2 separate regions of the Homo sapiens genome follow, and region 1 is linked to region 2. A link is an interaction called in ENCODE POLR2A ChIA-PET data of the cell type or tissue named here. Cell type or tissue: OCI-LY7. All regions are shown on one strand. Region 1 has its middle 110 kb from the start of PIAS1. Region 2 has its middle 9.5 kb from the start of PIAS1.

What was found. Peaks named below come from ENCODE experiments on the same cell type or tissue, not always from the same donor. Only the 100,000 strongest peaks of a DNase experiment are listed, where the experiment ranks them.
Region 1: POLR2A ChIA-PET joins it to region 2 with 11 read pairs; 10 of 35 experiments call an interaction of 5 or more read pairs at or near these places.

The regions. Positions count from the first base shown.
Region 1 is chr15:67,944,872-67,949,871 of GRCh38, reverse strand. No RefSeq gene overlaps it. Among named protein-coding and RNA genes, the nearest start is that of PIAS1, 110 kb to the left of the region's middle. RefSeq lists an enhancer at 2,453-3,652. In OCI-LY7, no CTCF peak of the experiment used is centred here; a DNase peak (open chromatin) is centred at 2,851; H3K4me3 peaks cover 567 bases; H3K27ac peaks cover 949 bases.
Region 2 is chr15:68,042,268-68,047,267 of GRCh38, reverse strand. No RefSeq gene overlaps it. Among named protein-coding and RNA genes, the nearest start is that of PIAS1, 9.5 kb to the left of the region's middle. RefSeq lists enhancers at 1,256-1,775, 1,776-2,296. In OCI-LY7, no CTCF peak of the experiment used is centred here; no DNase peak of the experiment used is centred here.

The DNA.
Region 1 (5,000 bases), 97 kb after region 2:
TTAATGCTCTTATAAATTATTGAGGATCCCAAGGGACTTTTTTTTTTTTTTGAGACGGAGTCTCACTCTGTCACCAGGGTGGAGTGCAGTGGCACAATCTCAGCTCACTGCAACCTCTGCCTCCCAGATTCAAGTGATTCCCCTGCCTCAGCCTCCTGAGTAGTTGGGATTACAGGCACGCACCACCACACCCAGCTAATTTTTGTATTTTTAGTAGAGATGGGGTTTCACCATGTTGGCCAGGATGGTCTTGATCTCTTGACCTCGTGATCTGCCTGTCTCGGCCTCCCAAAGTGCTGGGATTACAGGTGTGAGCCACCACGCCTGGCTGGAGATTTTCTTATGTAGGCTATGTCTATCAATAGTTATTGTATTAAACATTAAGATAATTTCAAAAAATGAGTTTCTTAATTTTAAATAATGGTAATAAACTCATTGCATGTTACTATAAATCATATCCTTTTTATGAAAGTTAACTATATCAAAACATTTAGTGAGAAGACTGGCATTGTCTCACATTTTTTCAAATGTGTTTTAATATCTGGCTTAATATAAGACAGTTGCATTCTCATATCTGCTTTGGCATTAAATCTGTTGTGATATGTTGTTTTGGTTGAAGTACATGAAGAAAATCTGGTCTCACAAACACACGTAGTTGAAAAAGGAGGATTATTTTAATAGTCTTTCCAGATTATTATGGCTATTGTTCTTTGATTGTTTACCAAAATTTGACAAGTGGTAGTTTCTGAAAGGTTAGTGGCAACGTGGATTCTAAATCATATCAATGAGGCCGGGTGCGGTGGCTCAAGCCTGTAATCTCAGCACTTTGGGAAGCCAACGTGGGGAGATCACTTGAGGTCGGGAGTTCGTGACCAGCCCAGCCAACATGGTAAAACCCCGTCTCCACTAAAAATACAAAAATTAGCCAGGTGTGGTGGCAGGTGCCTGTAATCCCAGCTACTCAGGAGTCTGAGGCAGGAGAATTGCCCGAACCCAGGAGGCAGGGGTTGCAGCGGGCCAAGATCACACCAGTGTACCCCAGCCTGGGCAGCAGAGTGAGATTCCATCTCAAAAATAAATAAATAAATAAAATAAAAATAAAAAATAAATCATATCAATGAACAATCTATACCGTTACATTAAAATCCATTGGTTTATCTTCCACAAATGATTTTATAACATTATGCATGAGTCTTTGAAAAATATTGGTTCACTAAGTTATGTAGCTCTAATATTAACACATTTTATTAACAGCATCAAAAATCACATTTATTATCACCACCCCTTTCATCACTAAAGTCTTTAAGTGTTGGGAAGCTGTCCAACTCACAGTGGAAAATATAAGTCTTTGGAAATTCTAATGTTTGCTTGAAAGCTTAAACTTTCCCATCAGCGATAGTCTGGATAAAGAAAACATGTTACATATACACCATGGAGTACTATGCAGCCATAAAAAAGCACAGGATTATGTCTTTGCAGGGACATGGATGGAGCTGGAGGTCATTATCTTTAGAAAACTAACACAGGAACAGAAAACCAAATACTACGTGTTCTCACTCATAAGTGGGAGCTAAATGATGGGAACACATGGACACATAGAGGGGAATACCACACACTGGGGCCTGTAGGAGGATGGAGGGTGGCAGGAGGGAGAGGATCAGGAAAAATACCTAGTAGGTCCTTTGCTTAATATCTGGGTGACAAAATAATCTGTACAACAAACCCCTATGATACAAGTTTACCTATGTAACAAACCTACACAGGTACCCCTGAACTTAAAAGTTAAAAAGAAAATAAAAGAAAGCTGAAACTTCATCATTAGTAACAAATACTGTCAGTTTCCTTGAAATGACAGGTTCATTTCATTCATTTTTTGAGAAAATGTCTGAAAATTCCCAAATCTGAACAACCATAGTTTGTCAGTCATTATTTCGAGTAAAAATGATGTTCCCTGGTGGGGGACAGGGCGACTGGGGGACAGTGAATTCAGCTTGCAACACAAACAGCTGCACGAGTGTCTCCTCGGATGGTCAGTGGACTTTGGAATGCAGCAGGGCTTAAGCATACTTCTCATCTCTTCATGCAGAATCTTAAAAAGGCAGGTACGCCAGGGTTGAAATTTAATACAATTTATCATCTTTACTACTTCATTAAGGACATTCTTTAAGAAACTGGCATTTCGGCTCCTCTGAGAGTGTAGTAGTGAAGGACAGAATACCCACCAGGACAGTTCAAGGAGCCACCTCCTTGATCTAAGACACTAGCAGTTTTTACCCACTTTTACTTTTTGCAACATCAGTACAAATGTCAACACTGTGGGAAAAAAAGCAAATTTTGTCTTAGTGTTATTATAAAAATAGCTTTGGCCTTGTGGACCCCTGAAATGGTCTCAGGGATCTTCATGAATTCACAGACCTGCTGACGTGGCATATAATACCTTTTTTGCTGAAAAAAAAAGAAAAAAGTAAAGAAAGAAAGAAAGAAAACCAAAATGTTAAGTGTCTACCTTTAGCAGTAGAAAGCGATAAAGTGATGCTTTTTATTTCATGTACTTTTCTATCTTTTGAATCCTTTACAATGAGTATGTATTTCTTAAGTAATTAAAAACACTAAAGAAAAAGATTAAATTTAAATTATAAACAACAATTACAGCATACTTCGAGAATGTAAAATGCCCCTTAGTAGTACCCTCATACTGAAAATATGAAGAGATTAGATACATAAAACAGGAAGCTTAAATTATTAAAAAACAAGACAAAACAAAAACCTCACCCGAAGAAATACCTTATTTCCCACAGGACTGGAGGAAGGAAGTGTTGCTGTGCGTAAGCAGAGGCAGCCACCAGATTCAGGTGGCTGAAATTAACGACTTTGCTGATACCTTTAGATGCAGTTCAGACATAAATCTGAAACACACTCTCTCTAAACAGCAACAGGATTAGACATGAAGAGTGACTTGACACTTCAGAAACCTCACAGCTTCTTTCTCAGAGGAAAGAGAAAATCAGGCACAGGACCTGGGGCCTACAAAGCAGGTATTAAGTTTCTCTTTTGTGCCTGAAGCTCTCAGCTCCATGCCCTCTTCCCTCTAGGCTTAGCCCCAGTCACCTCTTGCCCTTGCAGTCTCCAGTGCCCTTCTGATCTCCTCTCCTCTGCCTCCGGCTAAGCCTCTTGGTGTGAAAGACCCTGATATCAGTCATCCACGCCCTAGCATAAATGAGCCCCCATTACCAGGCTTCCTCCCTGGTGCATTTGCTTGTCAGGCTAATCTCTGATGATGCAGTACAAGGCTGGGTCCCACAGGCAAGGCAGTTTAGGTGTTACTGAGCAACTGGTGGGGAAGGCTTTCCCCCAGGCTTCTTGAGTCATTCTCCATGAGTAGCTACCCCTCTTTGCTGTGACATCACACTGCAATGCTGCCCCTCTCTGCCGTGTGACATCAAAGAAGTTATGGTCCCTTCCTGGGCTCTGTAAACCAGGTGGGTCAGACTAGTGACCTCCCAGGTGGACCCTGCTCCAGGATTCTGAGACTGAACCCCTTTAATGCAGAGCGGCGGTATCTCAGGCCTTGGGAAATGGCATCTTTGTTTTCTGTTTCTGAATTAAAAGACAATTCAAAGGAAGCTCCCCACACACTCTCCCTGCAGTTTGCCCCCCTTCCCCTTCTCTTCCTCTTGACCTGTGTCTCCAGGGGGAAGATCAAACAAAGAGGTTGCAGAGGGTGGTGGAATGCTGTGTTTGGTTATAATCCCAGGCTGGATGTGATTACAAAGTTCCTGTGCCTGGGGCAACGCACAGGGGAATGTGGTGGGAGGGACACTGAGCTCTAAGAACACGTGCTCCTCCTCATGCCCCACCCACATATGCATGCAGGCCCCACCACAAGACTGTGAGGTGCTGAAGTTTGTCCCCAAACTCCCACCCCCACCCCGTGTGTGCCCCCAGTCGCCTTAAGAGATCTTTTTATGGGTATTTGCTTTTTCCGTAAGGACTACTGGAAGATGGAAGAGGATTCACAAATGACAGGAATAAATAAATGACTTTCTGCTGTACTTATGTCTCGATGTCCATCTTCCTACCTACTGTGACTTCCTCAAGGGCAGTAGTCATGGCTGGTTCCATTTTGTCCCCACTCCTTGCATCATGCCTAGCACACATTTAGAGCCTCGCAAAACTTTGATGAACAGATGAATGAAGAAATGAATGAATGAAGAAACACACTTTTCCACCAAGGTTCAAAAAAATATTTTAAAGGTATTGGATGATTCCCCACCATACGTGACCATGTCACTCAGCAAGTCGCCTGGTCTGCATTTTCTTCACTGTAATTCACAAAAGCCTGGGCCTGGAGGAGAGCTGGTGGTGGCTCAAGAACATCAGGATAAAGATCCCGTGCTGGTGCTTCTAGGTCACATAAATCTAAAACACACTCTCTCTAAACAGCAACAGGATTACACACTCTCTCGAAACAGCAACAGCACAAGGTCACTTGTGATCTTGACAAAGTCACTAGTCCTCTCTAGAGCTCAGTTTCAACTCAAAAATAGGGCTAAAAATATCTGCTTTGAGTAGTCTGTAGGGAAGCTCTAAGACTCCAGGTATGCAAACATGATTTGTAAACTACAAAGTGTATTGCAGCCACAAGGACCTAACACTACTGTATTATTAGTAGTATTATAACATTATTGTTATTATTTTAGAGACAGGGTCTCACTCTGTCACCCAGGCCAGAGTGTAGTAGTGGTACAATCACAACTCACTGCAGCCTCGATCTCCTGGGCTCAATCCATCCTCCCACCTCAGCCTCCTGAGTACCTAGGACTACAGGCATGCGCCCCTACATCTGGCTAATTTTTTTAAAAAAGTTTTGTAGAAATGGGGTCTCCCAAAAAAAAAAAAAAAAGAAATGGGGTCTCCCTATGTTGCCCAGGCTGGTCTTGAACTGCTGGCTTTAAGCAATCATTCTGCCTCAGCCTCCCAAATTGCTGGGATTACAGGTG
Region 2 (5,000 bases):
ACTGCAACCTCTGCCTCCCAGGTTCAAATGATTCTCCTGCCTCAGCCTCCCAAGTAGCTGGGATTACAGGCACGCACCACCACACCCAGCTAATTTTTTGTATTTTTAGTAGAAACAGGGTTTCACCATGTTAGCCAGGCTGGTCTCGAACTCCTGACCTCAGGTGATCCGCCTGCCTCAGCTTCCCAAAGTGCTGAGATTACAGGCGTGAGCCACTGTGCTTGGCCTATATTTCACTTTTTTTTTAAAGAGAGGGTCTCCATATGTTGCCCAGGCTGGTCTAGACCTCCTGACCTCAAGTGATCCTCCCACCTCAGCTTCCCAATAGCTGGGATTATAGGCACAGGCCACCAAGCCCAAAAAATTATGTTTTAAAACTGTGTTGCTATAAATACAAATGTAATCCCAACTGATTATGTTAGTGGATCTTTGGGGTGTTGGTTTTTGGCTGGAAACCTCTGTGGCCAGTGGCACCTTTGTCCAAGTTTTGCTCAGGCCCGCTGGGCTCACTCTGCCCACTTGGCTTTGCAGGCTGCGCTCGGCTCACACTACCAACCAGGATCCCTCCCCTGCCGAGGGAGACTGCATGAAGTGGTGAGGGGTGAGGGGTGAGGGGTGTGTGAGTGAGCATGGAGTCCAACTGTGCAGTCAGACATGCCGGCTGCCTCAGCAGGGTGAGCAATTCTAGGTGCCAGCTTGCACGCTGGCTCTCTGCAAGGCTGCAGCTGGACCAGGCACATGCAAGCAGCTTCCATTCCTGGCACCAGGGAACATGGTGGTGCCTGGAAGCTTGGAGACACCAGGAACCGAAGGGCTCCAAGGAGGGAGTGACAGCCCTGGCTTGAAGAGCTCCCAGGTCTGAGCTCCCCGAAGGGCCACAGCTCTTCTTTCCTCCTCTTCGCCTGCAAGGTGGCGAGATGGGGATGGCTCCTCTCTGCTAGGCAAGTCATCCCAACAAGTGTTGAGTTCTAGAAGCAAAGAGGGTAGCTCCTTCTGCAGCTAGCCATCCTGACAAGTGTTCAGCTATCAGCAGAGAGGGTAGCTCCTCTCTGCAGCTGGACGTCTCATCATCTGCAGTGCTCTGGCTGAGCCCAGGGCTTTTATGGGCCTCAGATGGGAGGAAGTGCTGCCAATTGGTCTGTGGGCGGCCATGGGAGGGCCTGGAAAAGGCACCACAAGTTCCCACTCCAGTCAGCAGTACTAGCAGCCTGGCCTGAAGGTGGGGCTTCACCAGTAACCTGTCCTCTTCCACCCAGGAGCCGATCTGCCTCCTGCCACCATCCATGGTGCCCAGGCTGCTTGTGCAAAAGGGCACCTGTAGGCCAGTGCTGGGTTGCCCTCAGGCGCCCCTCGGCTTCCCCCCAGAGCTCCTTGGGGCCCAAATTCCGGAAAGGACCAAGACAGCAGGGGGCTGGTGTGTCAGCTCTGCTCCAAGTGTGCACACACCTGGCCAGACTGTAACAGTGCCTGGGCTCAGCCCCAACCCTGCTCTGAGATTGGAGCAGGCACCAGGGGCAGGGAGAGGCCAGGCAGCAGGAGCAGACACCCCCCAAGCCTGAGGGGGGAGGGGGACTTTCCCAGGACCCCAAGGGTGCAGACTGCAGAGATGCCCAGGTCCTGTGCCTGGGAGGGTAGGACTCCCGCCTGCCTACTCTGTGGAGCAGCATGCAGGCAGCCCTGGCCATGCCTCCTTGCAGCTCCAGGTCCTTACTGGGCCCCTCTCTGCCCACCCCTCTGTGCCCAACCATGCTGCTCCCTGCTGGCAGGTGGCTCAGCTCAGCCCCATTGCAGTGGCACCCAACGTGGCAGGCTTGGCGGGGGGGCTCTCGCTTACCCTGGCTCCTGCTGGCTCTGTGGAGCACAGCATTACTCCAGCCCAGCTCTGCCTCCTCCTGGCACCCTCCCCACAGCAGCTGACCTGATGACAGCGACCGCCGTGGACAGCCCGCTGCTGCCATCAATTGCACTTAATTTGTTCTTATTATTTGAAAAGATTTAAAGCATTTTCATGGGACCCTAAGATTATTGTGGCCTTCAGCCAATACAAAAAAAAAAATGAAAAAACTCAAAATGAATCATAGACCTGAATTTAAAAATTAAAATTAAAAAATTATTAGATGAAAATCCCTATGTTATTGAGTTAGACATAGTCTTCTTAGATATGGATCACACACTTAGATATGAATACCAACATGCATGTTGGTAGGAAAGGTACAGCCACTATGGAAAATAGTTTGGTACTTCCTTTGAAAACAAGATGTACTTATTGTACAACTCAGCATTTGCACCCTTAGACAGAGAAATGACATTTTCACACAGAAGTTTGTAGAAGAATGTTCATAGCAGCTGTATTTATGAGTCCAAAACTGGAAACTACCCAAATCTCCTTTGATGAATAAATGGCTAAAACTGCGATACATACATACCATGGACTACTAATCAGCAATGAAAAAACAATACAACACCTTGGATAAATCTCTAGGAAATTATGCTGGGTTAAAAAAAATAATTTCAAAAGAATACATAGTACATTATTGCCTTTATGTAACAATCATGTAATAACATAATTATAGACATAGGCTGGGCTTGGTGGCTTGCACCCATACTCCCTGCACTTTGGGAGGCTGAGTCAGGTGGATCGTTTGAGCCTAGGAGTTCAAGACCAACCTGGGCGACATAGCAAGACCCCTGTGTCTAAAAATAATAATAATAATAACATAATTATTGAGATAGAGAACAGGCTAGTCATTCTCTGGGGATTAGGGAAGGGTAGAAAGGATGGGTGATATTGATGCCAATTTTTTGGTTGTGATATTGTATTATAGTTGCATAGGATGTTAACATTGCAGGAGACTGAGAGAAGGGTACATGTGACTTCCCTGTACATTTCTCTTGCAGGTGACTCTACAATTATTTCAAAATAAAAAGTAGGTGTATATAGACTGTCCCCAGCTTACAATGGTTTGATCTACAATTTTAAAACTTTACCACCGTGCAAAAGCAATACACATTTGGCCAGGCGCAGTGGCTCATGCCTGTAATCCCAGCACTTTGGGAGGCCGAGGTGGGTGGATCATCTGAGATAAGGAATTCAAGACCAGCCTGGGCAACATGGTGAAACCCCGTCTCTACTTTTTAGTAGTATTTTTATACAAAATTCAGCTTGGCGCAGTGGCATGTGCCTGTAATCCCAGCTACTGGGGAGGCTGAGGCAGGAGAATTACTTGAACCCAGGAGGTGGAGGTTGCACTGAGCTGAAATCACACCACTGCACTCCAGCCCAGGCGACAGAGCAAGACTCCATCTCAAAAAAAAAAAAGCAATACACATTCAGTAGAAACCATACTTCAAGTACCTATACAACCATTCTGTTTTCACTTTCAAAAACTATCCAATAAATTAACACATAAGATATTAAACACTTTATGATAAAATAGGCTTGTGTTAGGCAACTTTGCCCAATTGTAAGCTAATATAAGTGTTCTGAGCACATTTAAGGTAGGCTAGGGTAGGCTATGATGTTTGGTAGATTAGGTGGATTAAATACATTTTCAATTTGAGATAGTTTCAGTTTATGATGGGTTTGTCTGAACGTAATCCCATCTTAAGCTGAGGAACATCTGTATGTGTACATATATGAAAAGTATACATATGTGTATGTGTTTATGTGTGTATACATATATGTGTGTATGTATATATGTACATACATATATTGCATATATTGAAACATTGACATCGATAACACCCATCCTCTCTACCCATCCGTAATTCCCAGAGAACTACTAGCCTGTTCTCCATCTCTATAATTACATTATTATTACTTTTTTAGGGGTGTGTGTGTGTGTGTGTGTGTGTGTGTGTGTGTGCATAATGAAGATGCAATATGTCCGAATTTGTGGAGAGAGGGACATCAGCAAAATGGAGAAATAGGCAGCTACAAACTTTCACACCGCCACAGAAATATTGAACAAATAACCAGAAATTGTCAGAGCAACTTTATCAGAACTTTGGGAAATAGTTAAAGATTTACAGCAACCAAGCAAATGCTCATTTTAAAAAATTATTTATTACCTTTTAAATTTTTTATGTTTTTAGAGACAAGGTTTCATCACATTGCCCAGGCTGGTCTTGAATTCCTGGGCTCAAGTAATCCTCCTGCCTTAGCCTCCCAAAGTGCTCTGATTATAGGGTAAGCCAACACGCCCAGCCAATTTTTTTTCTAAGGCAACTTGAAAATGGAAAGAAAACTTTATGAACCCTTCCCTGACTCAATAGCAGTCTTAGCGACAGCAGCCCACCTTCCCAGGGTGGGACTCCGGTCCTTGTTTATAGAGAGCAGAGCCAACTTTATACACAATTATTAGGTATGTCTATTCTAACCTGCCTGGGTGTTACCTGAAAAACTGAAACAAAGTGCTCATTTCTGTTTTCACACTGTAACCCACTGTAGAAAAGCAGCAGGCGTTGTTTAAACATTGTAAGGCAAACAAACAAACTGCAACTGCCTGGGGCCGAAGAGTACAGTTGGTACATAGAATAACTTTCCTAAAGCCTGGGAGTAAAAGCCAGGGAGAGAGAATTGTTGGGAAATTAGGGCATTCAAATTCAAAAGTGCTCTGTATATAGGGCAACTTAGAAAGCAACACACATGTCTGGGACAGGATGCATGTTCAGAGAACTGAGAACAGCCTAAGATTCCACCACTGGTTGATATATAGACTCAGTGCAACCAGGAAATGACTGCTGAGGAAGAATTTCAAATGGCCTTATTAAGTGTTAAAGGGGTGCTCCTGCAAAAACTCAGATGCAAAGATTGGAAAAAGTTTTTTGTTTGTTTTTTAAGTTCCCCATGTTCAGGGAAATTTCGGTAAAAACCCTGGCTGTACAAAAGTTAAGCCATCAACAATCAAGAACAGCAAACTCTAGGGAATGTAAATATTTGTTTTCCAGAGATAACACATTATAATAGTCAAATGTCCAGTTTTCAACAACAACAAAAA